Linked DNA regions of Homo sapiens: region 2 is linked to region 1. A link is a loop called in an ENCODE intact Hi-C map of the cell type or tissue named here. Cell type or tissue: MCF 10A. All regions are shown on one strand.

Region 1 (8,000 bases):
GAAAAGAAGCTCATCATCATAGGTCATTAGAGAAATGCAAACCAAAACCAAAATGAGATACCATATCACGCCAGTTAGAATGGTGATCATTAAAATGCCAGGAAATAACAGATGCTGGAGAGGATGTGGAGAAATAGGAATGCTTTTACACTGTTGGTGGGAGTGTAAATTAGTTCAACCATTGTGGAAGACAGTGTGGTGATTCCTCAAGGATCTAGAACCAGAAATACCATTTGATCCAGCAATCCCATTATACACCATGGAATACTATGCAGCCATAAAAAAGGATGAGTTCATGTCCTTTGCAGGCACATGGATGAAGCTGGAAACCATCATCCTCAGCAAACTAACACAGGAACAGAGAACCAAACACTGCATGTTCTCACTCATAAATAGGAGCTGAACAATGAGAACACATGGACACAGGGAATGGAACATCACACACCAGGGCCTGTCCAGGGGTGGGGTCAGGGGAGGGAGAGCATTAGGACAATACCTAATGCATGCAGGGCTTAAAACCTAGATGACAGGTTGATAGGTGCAGCAAACCACTGTGGCATATGTATACCTATGTAAAAACCTGCATGTTCTGCACATGTATCCCAGAACGTAAAGTAAAATTAAAATAAATAAATAAATACAAATCAATAAAAAGATAGAGATTTTCAGACTGGATAGATGAATATGATTCAACTATATGCTGTCTACAGGAGCCATGCCTTAATTCCAAAGAGATGAAGAGATTAAAAGTAAAAGAATAGAAAAGAGATATATCATGCAAACAACAACCATAAGAAAGCTGAAATGCCTATACTAGGCCCCATCTCAAAAAAAAAAAAAAAGCCCACCTCTCAACTGTGGCATTGGGGATTAAGTTTCCACACATGAACTTTGGGGGACACATTCAAACCATAATACCTTGGCTTTGGCAAAAGATTCTTAGCTATGAGACTATGAGCATGGGCAATAAAAGAAAAAAAAATAAAATGAACTTCATCAAAATTAAAAGCTTTTACCGAAAGACTGAAAGAAAATATTTGCAAATAATGTAAAGAACTTGTATCCAGAATATATAAAGAACTCTTACCACTCAATAATAAAAAGATAATTAGATTAAAAAGTAGGCAAAGATTCTAAATAGACATTTCTTCAAAGAAGTTACAGAAATGAGAGGTAGCCACATGAAAAGATGCTCAACATCATTAGTCATTTGGGAATTAAAACCACAGTGAGATGCCACTTTGCACCACTAGGATGACAGCCCTGCTGACAAGGTCCCCACTGTGGGAAGTGCCTCTGAGAGTTCAAAGAGGGTCTCATAAGTACTCACAAATAAGTCCACTTTAACTGGGTACTTTAAGGCTCTTCATAGAACTAGGCAGGCAATAAATTCAAGTGACAGGCATCCTGTACATTACTTGTCCCATTAGGAGGGTGAGTAGGGCTTTCTTATAGGGTGAAGCCTGTGGCTGTTTTCTTTTCTTTTCTTGCCTTTTTTTTTTTTTTTTTTTTTTTTTGAGATGGGATCTCACTCCGTCACCCAGGCTGGAGTGCAGGGGCACAATCTCGGCTCACTGCAACCTCCCCCTCCTGGGTTCAAGTGATTCTGGTGCCTCAGCCTCCCGAGTAGCTGGGACTACATGAGTGTACCACCACTCCTGGCTAATTTTTGTATTTTTAGTATAGATGGTATTTCACAGTATTGGTCAGGCTGGTCTCAAACTCCTGGCCTCAAGTGATCCACCCACCTTGGCCTCCCAAAATGCTGGGATTACAGGTGTGAGACACTACACCTGGCCTGTTTTCTTCTTCCTTAGGATAATTTCTCTTCCAGGAAACTCCTTCTAACTCCCTTCATACTATCCCTGGAGGAATGAATCTCTGACAGGCTTTACAACCATTTACCAGATATTCCCAGCACCTCTGAACCCCAGGACTGGCCATAGCTCCTGTTCCCTTCCAGCAGTTTCCTAAGCTCCAACACAATTACTTTCTGTCTTTCCTGATGTGTTCAATCAAACATATTTCAACTCTACTTAGAGACAAACTAAAACTCCTCCCACTCCATGGTCCCACATTACTGTTTGTTGTTTGTTTGTTTGTTTGTTTGTTTGTTGATATGGAGTCTTGCTCTGTTGTCCAGGCTGGAGTTCAGTGGCAGGATCGTGGCTCTCTGCAGCCTTGACCTCCTGGGCGCAAGAGATCCTCCCACCTCAACCTCCCAAGTAGCTGGGATGACAGGCCCATGCCACCATACCTGGCTAAATATATATATATATATTTATATATATCTCTACAAATATAGATGGGGTTTTTGCCAAATTGCCCACGCTGGCCTTGAACTTCTGGACTCAAGCGATCTGCCTGCCTCAGCCTCCCAAGTAGCTGGGACTACAGGCCCACACCACCACACCTAGCTAAATATTCAGACATATATATATAACATATATATTTATATTTATATATAAAATTATATATATATGGAGAGAGAGACAGGGTTTCACTAAGTTGCCCAGGCTGGTCTTGAGCTCCTGAACCCAAGCAATCTGCCTGCCTCAGCCTCCCAAAGTGCTCGGATTACAGGCATGAGCCACCATGCCTGGCCAGCAGCAGCTTTTATATGCATGATTATCTAATTTTATTCCTGCCTTTCCCAAGACGGCGTTACAATTTTTGTGGGTCCTGGAGAATTTTGCCTTCATGGACTTCTTCCTCCATAAAAATATTAAATGTTATAATTTAAAAATACTAAAATTGTGTTAAAAATTTGCATTGGCATAAAGATACTCATTTTTCTTGCACCTAAAATTTCATGTTTTCTTATATTTTAAAAGAAATTAAAACATCTTCATGGGATTCTAAAAATATTGTGGGCTTCGGGTACTGGGCCTTCTGTAACCATGAATTAAGTTGGCCCTGGTCTTTCTGTCTTTGTAACCGTAGTTCCCAGTCTGAGTACAATCAATATTCAATAAATTTTTGTTGAAGGAGGTTAATATTCTAGTCCAGCACACTCGAAAAGTTGTTTGACTATCAAATGGGAGAGGAGTTTCAGAAGCAATGTATAAACTGTGAGGTCTATGCAAATAAAATAAATTTGGGGCAGGGAAAGAGGTGTTAATTTGTGGAACAGAATTCAAGATTTCATCCAGAAGAGGAAGCACACCAGGCTGTGAGTATCGCTGATAGGGAAAGCAGCAGAACACCGAAGCAAATGTTTGCCTCCTTCAGTATTCTGCCAAGGCCTGGGCCTGCATGGTGCTCGCCCCTGGATTTGGACAGCTGTCAGGAAAATCAGCAGGAACCGGGAACAAACATATGTCGAGACACAGGCAACATCAGACTGTGAAAGCTGATCCGCCCGCCCAGCTCCACCAGATGGCAGTATGTCAACGGGGAGTCTGACGGAGCGTCTCCAATGGGCACCAATTAGATGACCTTGTGCTCATGCCAGAGCCGGGGAGCTGCTTGTTAAGATAATTGCTGATAATTTTTCTTCTCATTATCGAATGAGGATTTTTTTTTAATTAACAGCAAAGGATGCAAAATTGAGTATGTTATTGTACTCCTTGTCCACAATGAGGCTACAACCAAGATAGAGAGTTCAGACATGCAAAAAAAAAAAAACAAAACAAAACAAGAAAACCCAAAAAAACAAATAAACAAACAAAAAAGTAATGGATATTGATAATAGGTATTGATAGTCATTGTACACAAATTAATTCATCATCATCATCATCAATTACAAAATGCTACTGACGTTGAGTTTTCATTCAGCCGACCTTGGTGCATTTCTTCAAGTCTTGTAAATAGAAGTTAATTCATTGGTGGATGTAAATTGTGCAGACATGGTCTGTGATAATACTCACTCCAAGAGTCACCCAGGGCTGGAAAAGTGCTTCCGTGTCAGAGGCCACACCCTGCAGCCAAGCACAAGGTCCAGCCTTCCCTCAGCAGCTGAGGACTTGCAGACAATGCGTGCTTGCGTTCCAGCCACATCTTACTCACCCTGGAGGCTGCCAAGCAGCTATGAGAGCATGGGCCTTTCCATTAGGACACCTGTATTAGTTTCCTCAGGCTGCCATAACAACCTACCACAGATGGGGTGACAAACAACAGAACTTTATTTTCTCACAATTCTGGAGGCTGGAAGCCTGAGATCAAGGTGCCAGCAAGATTGGTTTCTTCTGAGACTTCTCTGTGTAGCATAGAGAGAGCCTCCATTCTGTGTCTTCGTGTGGTCTTCCTTCTGTGCTTGTCTGTAACCAATCTCCTCTTCCTATAATGACATCAGTCAGGTAAGATTGGGGTCCACCGTAATGACCTTATTTTAACTTAATTATTTTTATAAAACCCTATTTCCAAATAGAGTCACATTCTGAGATACTGGGGCTCGGGAGTTCAACACTAAATTTCGGAGGGACATAACTCAGTCCATAGGAGCACCCAAATTCTTGTCTTGGTTCCCCCACTTACTAGGTGGGTGAAATACTAACGTTAGGCAAGTCATTCACTGGGCCTCAGGCTTATTGGCTATAAAAACAAGGCTGTTGGATTATGTCATCTCTGTGGTCTAAAAATCTGTGATCACTACAATCAATACAAGGCTGAATTTTGCAAGACCAAGAGCAGGATGATTTCCAAGCCAGCCACAAAGGACAATTGTCTCCTTGCATGGATGTCAGCATGTATATGCACATACATGTTTCTATACACTCTTTAATCTGTAAAAACAGCTTTCATCGACTTACGAAGACCACCTTCCACACATGCCCATGCACTTAGTGCTTAAGGATAGTATCAGAACAAAGCATCATAAAAATGTATTTTCTCCAAGCAAGTTGGTCATTTTTCTTTTATTCCATCTTTGAAAGAAAACTGCAAGCAGAGAGTCTACTCCATTCTCTCTTTTGAGTCCTTGTCTATGTGGCTATTCTCTGCATGGATTTTCCACTTCTGCACTCACCCCTGCCCTATTTCCGCAGGACAAGCTGCTATACCAAGGCTCAACTCAAATGTCACCACCTCCATAAAACCTTCCCAACATTCCAGAAAGAGCTGTCTGCTCTTTTCACTACCTCCATAGCATATGGTATACTTTTCTATGATGATAAATAGAGCCAGACGGCAATGCTACCCAACCAGGCCTATGCAATTATTCTTCCTAAGTCTAATTTATTCACTTAGCAGGACTCCAGCAGCCACCATACTAAGCTTCACTGTTTAGGCTGACACAGTGTAACCAACCCAGACCTGGCCTCAGTAAGGAAGAGCCTTCAGTGATCACTCAGGGCTGCATGCTTTCTTGTCAGAGGCTAGCAGCGTATTATTTCTGAACATGCCAAGGAGATTAAAGGTAGGACAATATTCCCAAAGGCCCCTTCTGCCGAGAACACCGATGAGTAATGGGACCAGTACTACATTCGCTACCAGTCATCCAAGGAACAAAATGAAAAACACAGGGGTCTTATTCTACCCTCTTCCTGCTCTCTCCTCTCCCGCTGTGTACAGCAGATAGAGGTACCAAGAGAATAGCCAGAGACATAAAGCACACCCAGATACAAACCAGGCTACTCAATACACTCATCTTGGCTTTTTCTCTTGAGAGTCCTCCTCACCAGTCCTCCCCTCCAGTTGGAAATAGGCCCTACCAGTGGCTCACACCTGTAATCCCAGCACTTTGGGAGGCCAAGGTGAGTGGATGACTTGAGGTCAGGAGTTCAAGACCAGCCTGGCCGATATGGTGAAACCCCATCTCTACGAAAAATACAAAAATTAGCTGGGCATGGTGGCTCACCCCTGTAGTCCCAGCTACTTGAAGGGCTGAGGCAGGAGAACCTGGGAGGTGGAGGTTGCAATGAGCCGAGATCGCACCACTGTACTCTAGCCTGGACTACAGAGTGAGACTCTGTCTCAAAAAAAAGGAAAAGAAAAAGAAATAGGCCCTACCTCTGGGCTCCTTGTGGCCTTCACATTTCTCACAGAAGAGGCAGAGCCATGATTCAGCCAAGGTGTGTACATCTGTGAAAATTAGAGAAGGCCACACTGGAGCTCTGGAGGAGAGATGGAGGACTGTCTTCTAGCGTGGAAGACAAATTACCTGAACTTAAACACCGGAAGTCCAAGAACTAGGAGTAGAACATTCTCTAAGGGATTAACACTTGGCTAGCAACTAACTGTGTGACTGCAAGCAAAGCAAATCAGCAGCTTCTCTGGCTCTTTCATCTGCATAAAATAAGGGTTGAACTCCATGATCTGCAAGATATCTCCTCCAGCCATGGCAGCCTGATTCTACTAATCCATCCCAGGCAGGTTTTGCTGAAGAGAAATTTTCAAGAGAAAGGAGAGGGAAAGAGTGTTAGGGAATTACAGCCCAACAGCTTTCTCTTGATGAAAAGGGACCATTTAAATTCACAGCAAATTTTCCTACCAGCTGACTTGGAAAAGAAACATAGATGTGAAAACACATATTTATTTATATTTCAGCTTTTTGCTAGTGAAAATTCTTGTCTGTTTCAATTAAATTGAAAACTGAATTTGCTTAACTAGTGAATTTGCTTAATAGGCTGACCTGAGAGAATAAAAGATTAACAGATATCTCTAGATATATCACTTTTATTCTGAATTTAATCATACATTTTGCATAAGTGCAAATGTAAAACATTTTGAGATGAAATTCATAGAACAGAAGCATATTAAAATAAAATTAAAATGGAATCATTTTTCTTTGACAGCTAAATTCAGAAACTTGAGTCTTAGATTTAGTTCAGAAGCTGCCATTTCAAATAATTTTTAAGCATTGGACTATGGAAAGTCGAGGTAAAATTGTGAGTTAGAAAGGTTAACCTCCCACCCTTCACCTTTCCTGGCACCCATGCCATTTCTCTCAGCAACCTCCCTCTAAACCCCCCTCCAAGCATCCACGCCTCATTTTGCCCTTCATCTATGAGGGTTCCGCTCTTTTTTCCCATCTGTTCACCTATTGTCATTCCCAACCTAGCTTTGCTTTCCTCAAAACATCCAGTACCCAGCGATTTCTTCATCTACTTTCATCAAAAGTAGGCTGCCCTGTCCTCCATTTCTGGATGGCTACGTTCCTGAGAATCGGTGGTCAGCTGTGGTGGCCTCCTGGGAACCTAAGTGACCTTACAGGACACCAGGAGAGGCAGAAAGCACACAGCAAAGAGGGGATATGTCCTGGGCAGGCCATCCTGAAGCATGCAGGGCAACTCCTGGAGCTCACCTTAAAAGGCTTACGCTATGGTATGGCTCTGTGTCCCCACCCAAATCTCATCTCAAATTGTAATCCCCACATGTGGAGGAAGGGGCCTGTAATCCCCAGGTGTTGAGGGAGGGAGGTGATTGGATCATGGAGGCTGTTTCCCCCATGCTGTTCTCATGACAGTGAGTTCTCACGAGAGCTGATGGTTTTATAGGTGTCTGGCATTTCCCCTGCTTGCACTTCTCCCTCCTGCCACCATATGAAGAAGGTCCTTGCTTCCCCTTTGCCTTCCGCCACGGTTGTAAGTTTCCTGAGGCTTCCCCAGAATGCGGAACTATGAGCCAATTAAGCCTCTTTCCTTTATAAATTATCCAGTCTCAGGCAGTTCTTTATAGCAGTGTGAAAATGGACTAATACAGCTTAGTAATAATAGGAGTCATTTCAGGACAGTGCTCTGACATGGGCTCATTAGCACGAAGAAATGTTTAAAGAGAGCCATCAAGAAAATTTTGGGGTGGGATTGGGGAATGGGCAATGGGAAGAAGGTGACCAAAGTCTATCAGCTTCCAGTTGGATAGGAGGAATAGGTTTTCCAGATCTATTGCACAGCAAAATGGCCAAAGTTAATAATAAATGTATTGTATTTTTCAAAATTACTAAAATAATATATTTAAAATGTTCTCACTACAGAAAAATGAGAAGTATGTGAGGTGATGGCCATGTTAATTAGCTTGATACAAACTTTCCATAATGTACACAATATCAAACTATCACATTT
Region 2 (8,000 bases), 350 kb after region 1:
TGTGTGTGTGTGTGTGTGTGTGTGTGTGTGTGTGTGTGAAATAAAAAACAAAACAAAAGCATTGGCTCTGTACTTGGACTGCCTGAGTTGGAATCTCTCACTTCTGCCAGTGTTTCCTGCCTGCCCTTGGGTAAAACTTACTCTCTCTAAGATACAATTTCTTCTCTGTAAAAATTGGGAATATATAGTACTTTCCTTGTAGGATATCTCTGAAAATCAGAGAGTATGCATTGTAAAGTACTTAGCCTGGCATATATTTAGTACTTAATACTATCAGCTGCTGGTTTTTGTTTTTTGATTTTTTTAATCAAAGATGAGGTTAAGTTTTAAATGTTGTTATAGGATCTGACAGAATTTAAAGATGGATTGCATGAAGGACAATAAAAGTCAGGAAAACCAAGGAAAAGTTGGTTATAATAATAAAGGAATGACAATATACTGTTAATGAAATACATTCACTAAAATTATCTTATTAAAATGCCTTATTTGTTTCATTTGCCACTCTGAATGTTTCATCTCTAGTATAGTAGCTCTTTGCAGACCAAATTTTCCAAGCATTTCTTTTCAAGGATTTTAATTAACCCTATCAAATGATCATACTAAAGTCTGTAAACTCATCAATCTGCATTGCAAAACAACTATTGTTAAATTCTCAGCTGCTGTAAATGTTTGAATGGTTATAAAATGCTTTATCATATATTTTGAAAATTCTGTTTTATACTGCATGCCCCAGCATAGCTGTCCAGTGTATATTCATAGAGCTAACCAGAGAGAGTGCCCTGTATTACAAGCTGATAATATAAAGTCAAAATGTCAATAAAGTTAATGTAAATATGGCCAGGAAATTACAAGATTCCATCTGTTTGAAATTGCCTTGGGCTTTGCATTATATTGGTGTTTTGTTGATTGAATAAAGTCAGAATTTGCATTAACTATGAAAATATAGAAGATCCTTTTCTAGAAGCAAAACTTTGTAGCACTTACAAGTAATTATGTTGTTGGGACAAGCATTTAACTTTATATATTCATTTGCTATATATGAAAGTCAGCTGAACAGCTGTATTTCTTAAAAATCTGGCATGGTGTTAGGACTAAACAGTTCACTTTGCTGTAATGTGTAACTGTAACATGATCTAAATGAGTCTACTGCAGAAGAAAGACTGTCCTAATAATGTATGAACTCTCTTACTCACTTAAATATCATGACATAGAACCAGTCTTGATTATTCAGGAATTAGTTATCTAATTTAGGTGGGCAATTAAATAAATATACCCTCATCATTTTTTGTAGTGGATTAATTTTTGCTCCTTTTAACTTTAATTTACAAATTTTATTTTACTTTTGTAAACTAAGACAATCTTATTTTTTGGCAACTTTGGTTCCAGTGAATACTACAATTTCATCTGTTTCTTTACAAATTCTCTTTAGTGCCGCAGGTTCTTCAAAGCTGCACAGCATTCATTGAGAGATATGGCATCGTGGATGGAATCTATCGCCTTTCTGGTGTTGCCTCCAATATCCAGAGACTACGGTAAAATCTTATATGGCACTTTTTCACTCCTTCTTAACTAATTAAAATGCAAATATTTTAAAACAGATTCACTTACTTTGATAACCTATTTTCATTAAAGATAATTTAGATAAAATAGGAAATAATATACATGTTATTGTCTCTGTATACTTTTCTAAATGGCATTTTTTTCATCTGTAGTATCAGAGAACCATGCACCTTAATCTCTTCAGTACTTGTATTTTGCCTCTTTATAGTGTTTGAAGATTTTAACAAATTGAGTTTGAACCGATGACAGCCATGAGAGAGGAAATTTGCATTATAATAAAATTATTCTTTAGGTGTTAATTAAAATGGATGGGAATGGAACATTTTCTAATCTCCTTTGACCCTGATTCTGTGTTTATGTTCAAGTATGCATCTCTACATATTTCACATCCTCCCCAAATCTTCTCTGAGACAAAAACAGTGACAAACTCTGTGCCTGCAATATTTTATTTTTGCTTAATCTCTTGGATTCTAGACTATTCTTGACATGCCATTACCCTTTCTTTTTTACTGTAGTACATGATAACTGCCATTATTCTGTAGAGATTTTAATACTTTAACAGATCATAGAGCCCATCTCAGTTTTGGGAAATACATGCTTGAAAAATACATAAATTAGTCCTTGTACTAAAGACAGTTTCAGTCTTCAGTTTAAGACAAAGTAAATCTCATATTGTACACACACATTAATCCTCTAGGTAGATGATAAGTGGTCTCATGCCCGTGGATGAATATTAATTAACCTCCTGGAGAGTGAGCTTACTCTGCCTTACTATTCTGCGTACAACTTTTATTTTACTCATTCTAATGATACAGATTTTCCTGCCTATTAAAATTTGTTGTTAGCTAGGAATTGCTTTATGTTGTTTCTGACTTTTTTATCCTGCTTCGGGAAAGCATTTCTGTGTTGTACAATCTGTATCTGAGGAATTTCTGCTCATAATTGTTCATAGATCAATTGCCATTCAACACTAGTCTCTGGAATTGCCAAAATATTGGATATTCAAGTCATTAGCAATTAGGAGTCCTGTTTTCAGACTGTTGTACTATAAGAGCTGTTCATTCATATGTATCTCAGAGGCTATTGTCCATTTTAATATTAAAGCTGTGCCCTTAATTTCCACATAGAAAGACATCTATCTTGTACTAAGACATCCAGTTGTTGCTGAAGTCCAAACACAACTTAAATGAAATATAATTAATGGAAGATAATAGCAACTCACTGAGATAGAGCTGAACACTTTTGGAGCTTATGCTTTCTGTTTTTAAGACACATATTTGCTCTCCTCAATCAAATGATTTGCTTGTCCTCTTCTGTCTACGTCAGCCATGAATTTGACTCTGAGCACGTCCCCGACCTGACGAAAGAACCGTATGTTCAGGACATCCATTCTGTGGGTTCCCTATGTAAGCTGTACTTCCGGGAACTCCCAAACCCTCTGCTTACCTACCAGCTGTATGAGAAATTTTCTGTGAGTACAGGCTACTTTTGAATCTAATTCTTTGTGGAACTTTGCTGTGCTTTTGTTCAAAACACATGAACTTTGGTTTGGTCACATGTAAGAAATAGTTCTGTGACTGAAATGACTCCTTAAAAAAACAAATATTGCCAGCTAGTCGGTGGTCTTTGCTGTTTTCACATTGTCATTCTTGTGCTTTCTGACTTTGAGCTGCTAGTCTTGTCACACTTAATACTGATGACCATCAAGCCTTTTTAAAATTAGTTTCGTAGATCTCAGTGTTCACACTGTGTGGAAACAGTTTACTTCCTGAATACAATGTTGTGTTTCCTCGCCATTTCACATCCAAGAGCAAAGCAAGTTGATCTCAGAGTGAAAACTGAATTGTAAGTGAACTTTCATTTTTACTAACAGAGCTCACTAGTTTATTTTGTACTGTGACTCTTCTAGGATGCAGTTTCAGCAGCAACAGATGAAGAAAGGCTGATAAAAATCCACGATGTCATCCAGCAGCTCCCCCCACCACACTACAGGTCAGCCACAGTGGGTAAATACCAGGCAGAGGTAGAAGTCGGTTGACCTGTAAACGTTTTTTTTTCCTTTGGATTTCTATTTAAACTTCCTTGGAGTTCTAATTAAACTTCCATTTCATATATATATATATATATATATATATACACACACACACACACACACACACACACGCACACACACACACACTATATGTATGTGTACCTATATGTATATGTATATGTTTATGTATAGATATTCATTTGTCCTTAGATCCCCAGGGCCTGGCACACTGTTTAGCATTCCATAGGTACTTAAAGGTTGAATGAATGAATGGATGGACAAAGGGATGGCTGACTAAACTTGGGGGTTTTTTGTTTGTTTGTTTTAGTTTCTTCTTTGGTTTTATTGTTGTTGCTACATTTTAAAACCTAATTTGATTTGTGTGTTAGTTTGGAGTGTTGGAAATATTTATGGTTATGTCTGAGAAAGCCAGAATAAAATTGAAAGTTACTTTGCCAGTTAGAAAAAGACAACAGTAGAAACTAGATTCCAGTATGCAAAGAAACAAAAGATACATTTTAAAATTCCAATTACTGACAAGAAATTAAACTCAGCGGATGTTCTAGTAATATGCAAATTAAGTAATTTAATTTTTTTTTTCAAAATGACATTGCTTATGTATATATTTCAAAAATCAGCACTATAGGCCAGGCGCCATGGCTTACACCTGTAATCCCAGCACTTTGGGAGGCCGAGGTGGGTGGATCACCTGAGGTGAGGAGTTTGAGACCAGCCTGGCCAACATGGCAAAACCCCGTCTCTACTAAAACTACAAAATTAGCCGGGCATGGTAGCACGCGCCTATAATCCCAGCTACTCGGGGGCTGAGGCAGGAGAATCACTTGAACTTGGGAGGTGGAGGTTGCAGTGAGCCGAGATCATGCCACTGCACCCCAGCTGGACAACAAAGCGAGACTCCATTTAAAAAAAAATTCTAATTGTGGTTTCTGTTTAATGTTTATCACCTTTGCACCATCATAAACGTCAAAAAATCATAAATTGAACCATTGTAAGTTGGAGACTATCTGTATACAATCTTTCTAAAACATAAGGTACTTGAGGTCATGAATTCTGTCTTGTTTATCACTGTATTTCCAGAATAGAGTCTTGCAGATAGATGTTCAATAATATACACTGCATATATGTTTTATATCTTCTGCACACTATTTTATAGCTTGACTATAGATACTTATATGTATATATATCCTAATATTATCCACTTTGCCTGTCTTCTAATATATATTATATTACTTACCATGTATGCCCTACCTGGATTTCATACCTTGCCTGCTATTAATATGTACATGTATATCTCCTGCTTTATAATGTATACAATATCTTGTGTAACTCTTTTCTTCACTATAACTTATATGTGTGTGTATCTCCTACTTTGTATATCTTTTGATATAGACTTTTTATCCAAAATTTTAACATTAACATTTCTGAATTCCTTAGATGTTCTTGAAAAGCGTAATTTTCCATCATGTTCTCTCATTTGGATATGCCATGTTATTTAACCTTTCATAATTTGCATATTTAATCTACATATATGGTGGTATGGGGTGTTTTCTATTTCCTTTTTTTTTTTGAGGCAGGGTCTCACTCTGTTACCCAGGCTGGAGTGCAGTGGCACAATCTTGGCTCCCTGCAGCCTCTGCCTCCCAGGCTCAAGTGATTCTCCCACCTCAGCCCCCCAAGTAGCTGAGACCACTGGCACACACCACCATGCCCAGCTAATTTTTTGTATTTTTGGTAGAGTTGGGGTTTTGCCATGTTGCCTAGGCTGGTCTCAAACTCCTGAGCTCAGGTGATCCACCCACCTCAGCATCCCAAAGTGCTGGGATTACAGGTGTGAGCCACTGTGCCCGGCCTTCCTTTTCCAATTTTGAATATTACTATGAGGGCCATCCTTTTACATGGTATCTAGATTATGTTTTTTATTACAGGATAATGACCTGGCAGTGAAATTCTGGAAATCTAAATTATTATTCTCAATATTAGACAATAATATCCAAATTACGTTCCAGGTTGCGAAGTTTTATACAATTCACACTCTCATCTGCTGAATATAAAAGTGCTCATTTTGTGGAATCCTGACTAAAATTCTACATTAACTTTTAAAGACATCCTTATAATCAGATAGGCAAACCAAATAGATGTCTTTGGTTTTTTAAATTTGCAATTCTCATAAAATACATTCCTGAAGTCCTTTAATCATTCCCTTCATTCACCTTCCTCAAGTAATAAAATTTTACATGGTTTTCTTTTTTTTTTGGCTGAGGAGCCTGGCTTTATTCTATTTTATTTATTTATTTTTTTATTATACTTTAAGTTTTAGGGTACATGTGCACAATATGCAGGTTTGTTACATATGTATACATGTGCCATGTTGGTGTGCTGCACCCATTAACTCGTCATTTACATTAGGTATATCTCCTAATGCTATCCCTCCCCCTTCCCCCCACCCCACAACAGGCCCCGGTGTGTGATGTTCCCCTTCTTGTGTCCATGTGATCTCATTGTTCAATTCCCACCTATGAGTGAGAACATGCGGTGTTTGGTTTTTTGTCCTTGCGATCTAAATACGTTTCTCAAGCTTCTCACCTCTATGTCATACCCAGGCCAGCCTCACTTCGGTTTGTCTTCTCTTAATTATATACAGCAGAGACAGAGAATTACCATTTTAACTGTAAAGCAACTACAATGCCCTTGAACGCGCAGGCACTTTGGAGCCACTCTGACCTTGATTTGAAATGCAGCACTGCCACTGCTAGTCTGTGGAACCCCAGCAACCTTGACTTTGTCCTCGGTACAAGGGGAATGGTAATTCTGTGCTTGTTAGAGCTATTATGAGAATTAAATGAGACTGCTGGTAAAAGCCTCTTGAACAATGCCTAATGCCGAGTCTAACTATGATATTCCTTTTCCTCTCAAATTCATGTTAGGCCCATCTGAATCTTTGTGGCTCGGATGTAGACCACATTTTATCTTTCATTACTGTTTCATATAATACAGCCTTATATTTCTGTCTCCCATTCATTGTCCTTTTTTTTTTTTTTTTTTTTTTTTTTAAAGACAAGGTCTCACTCTGTCACCCAGGCTGGAGTGCAGTGGCATGATCACAGCTCACTGCAGCCTCAACCTTCCTGGGCTGAAGCAATCCTCCTGCCTCAGCCTCCCGAGTAGCTGGCACTACAGGCATGCACCACCACACCCAGCTAATTGTTTTTACACTTTTTGTAGAGATGGGGTTTCACTGTGTTGCCCAGGCTGGTCTTGAACTCTCGAGTTCAAGTGATCTGCCTGCCTCAGCCTCCCAGACTGCTGAGATTACAGGCAATAGCCATCACACCCAGCCCGTTGTCTTTAGTAGTTTTACTCTGGGCACTATTAGGTAGGACGCTTTGAGACATGCTAGGTGATAGATAATACCTCTGTGTGTGCATGCGCACAGACACACACACACACACACACACACACACACACACGGCACTTACCTGGTTTAACTTACATTTAAGGTGATCATGTCTTGTTTTCAAAAGTACTCTTCCCTATTGTTTAATCACAATATATGTGGAATTGTTTAAGTAAAGCAAATTTTAAGTAGTCAAGATAAACCAGAATATGAGGATTTGAATTAGGCTCTTTATTTCAAAAGCATATCCTTTGCTCAAATATTCTCCCCTTGATGCCTATTGGAATTTTTCTTGTAACTGTTTTAAGGCTTTTGAGACATTACTGTTTTCTTTCATAGAAGTGTTGAAATCCTTTCCTGTTAGTATGTCTGCTGCAAGTAGAATGGCATAACTTCAAAATATTATTTGTTCCAGAAACTAGCTTTGGTGGAAGATTCACTTCTAATAGTAATATTTCAACCTGTTAAGCAGGAAAAAAAAGTTCTCTTGGGTTTGTATGGTCCCTTTCTTCATTTTGCTATTGCAAACTTAGGAATTAATTAGCAGGCTTTTATGTTCTATACTGCTGCATCATGTTTCTTTCTGTTAATATGTTGTATTTTATTTCCAGAACACTGGAGTTCCTGATGAGACACTTGTCTCTTCTAGCTGACTATTGTTCCATCACAAATATGCATGCAAAAAATCTAGCAATTGTTTGGGCTCCAAACCTGTTAAGGTAATTTGCATTTCACTTATTAATTTTAGTAGAACTAATCCTAAATAAAAGGCTGATTCATCAGTGTTCTTTAAGGAAACTTTTAAAAGATTAAACAAATCTGTTCTTTTTATTTGCATCTCCCTAAAACAGGCAACTGGGCCTTAGCTAAGGGACAGTAAAAGTATGATTTCTTCCTCTGTTTGTCTGAGATTTACACGTTTAAAAAAAGAGGCCCTTGACGACTGCTATCTTTACAACTCTGTGATGAAAATGTTTACCTCACAGATCAAAA

Evidence for each region. A loop is a pair of places that touch in the nucleus more often than their neighbours do. Peaks named below come from ENCODE experiments on the same cell type or tissue, not always from the same donor. Only the 100,000 strongest peaks of a DNase experiment are listed, where the experiment ranks them.
Region 2: a loop joins it to region 1, with 5 times the contacts of the local background. A loop is called at or near these places in 3 of 110 quality-filtered maps.

Annotation. Positions count from the first base shown.
Region 1 is chr11:129,327,376-129,335,375 of GRCh38, reverse strand. It overlaps LOC105369572 (a long non-coding RNA gene), which reads left to right and starts at 4,161. Exons shown (of 3, transcript XR_948175.2): 1 at 4,161-4,298. In MCF 10A, a CTCF peak has its summit at 3,375 (motif pointing right); DNase peaks (open chromatin) are centred at 3,385 and 3,985.
Region 2 is chr11:128,981,555-128,989,554 of GRCh38, reverse strand. It overlaps ARHGAP32 (Rho GTPase activating protein 32), which reads left to right. Exons shown (of 23, transcript NM_001378024.1): 13 at 1,430-1,532; 14 at 2,887-3,031; 15 at 3,470-3,552; 16 at 7,619-7,726; 17 at 7,994-8,000. Among named protein-coding and RNA genes, the nearest start is that of TP53AIP1, 43 kb to the right of the region's middle. In MCF 10A, no CTCF peak of the experiment used is centred here; no DNase peak of the experiment used is centred here.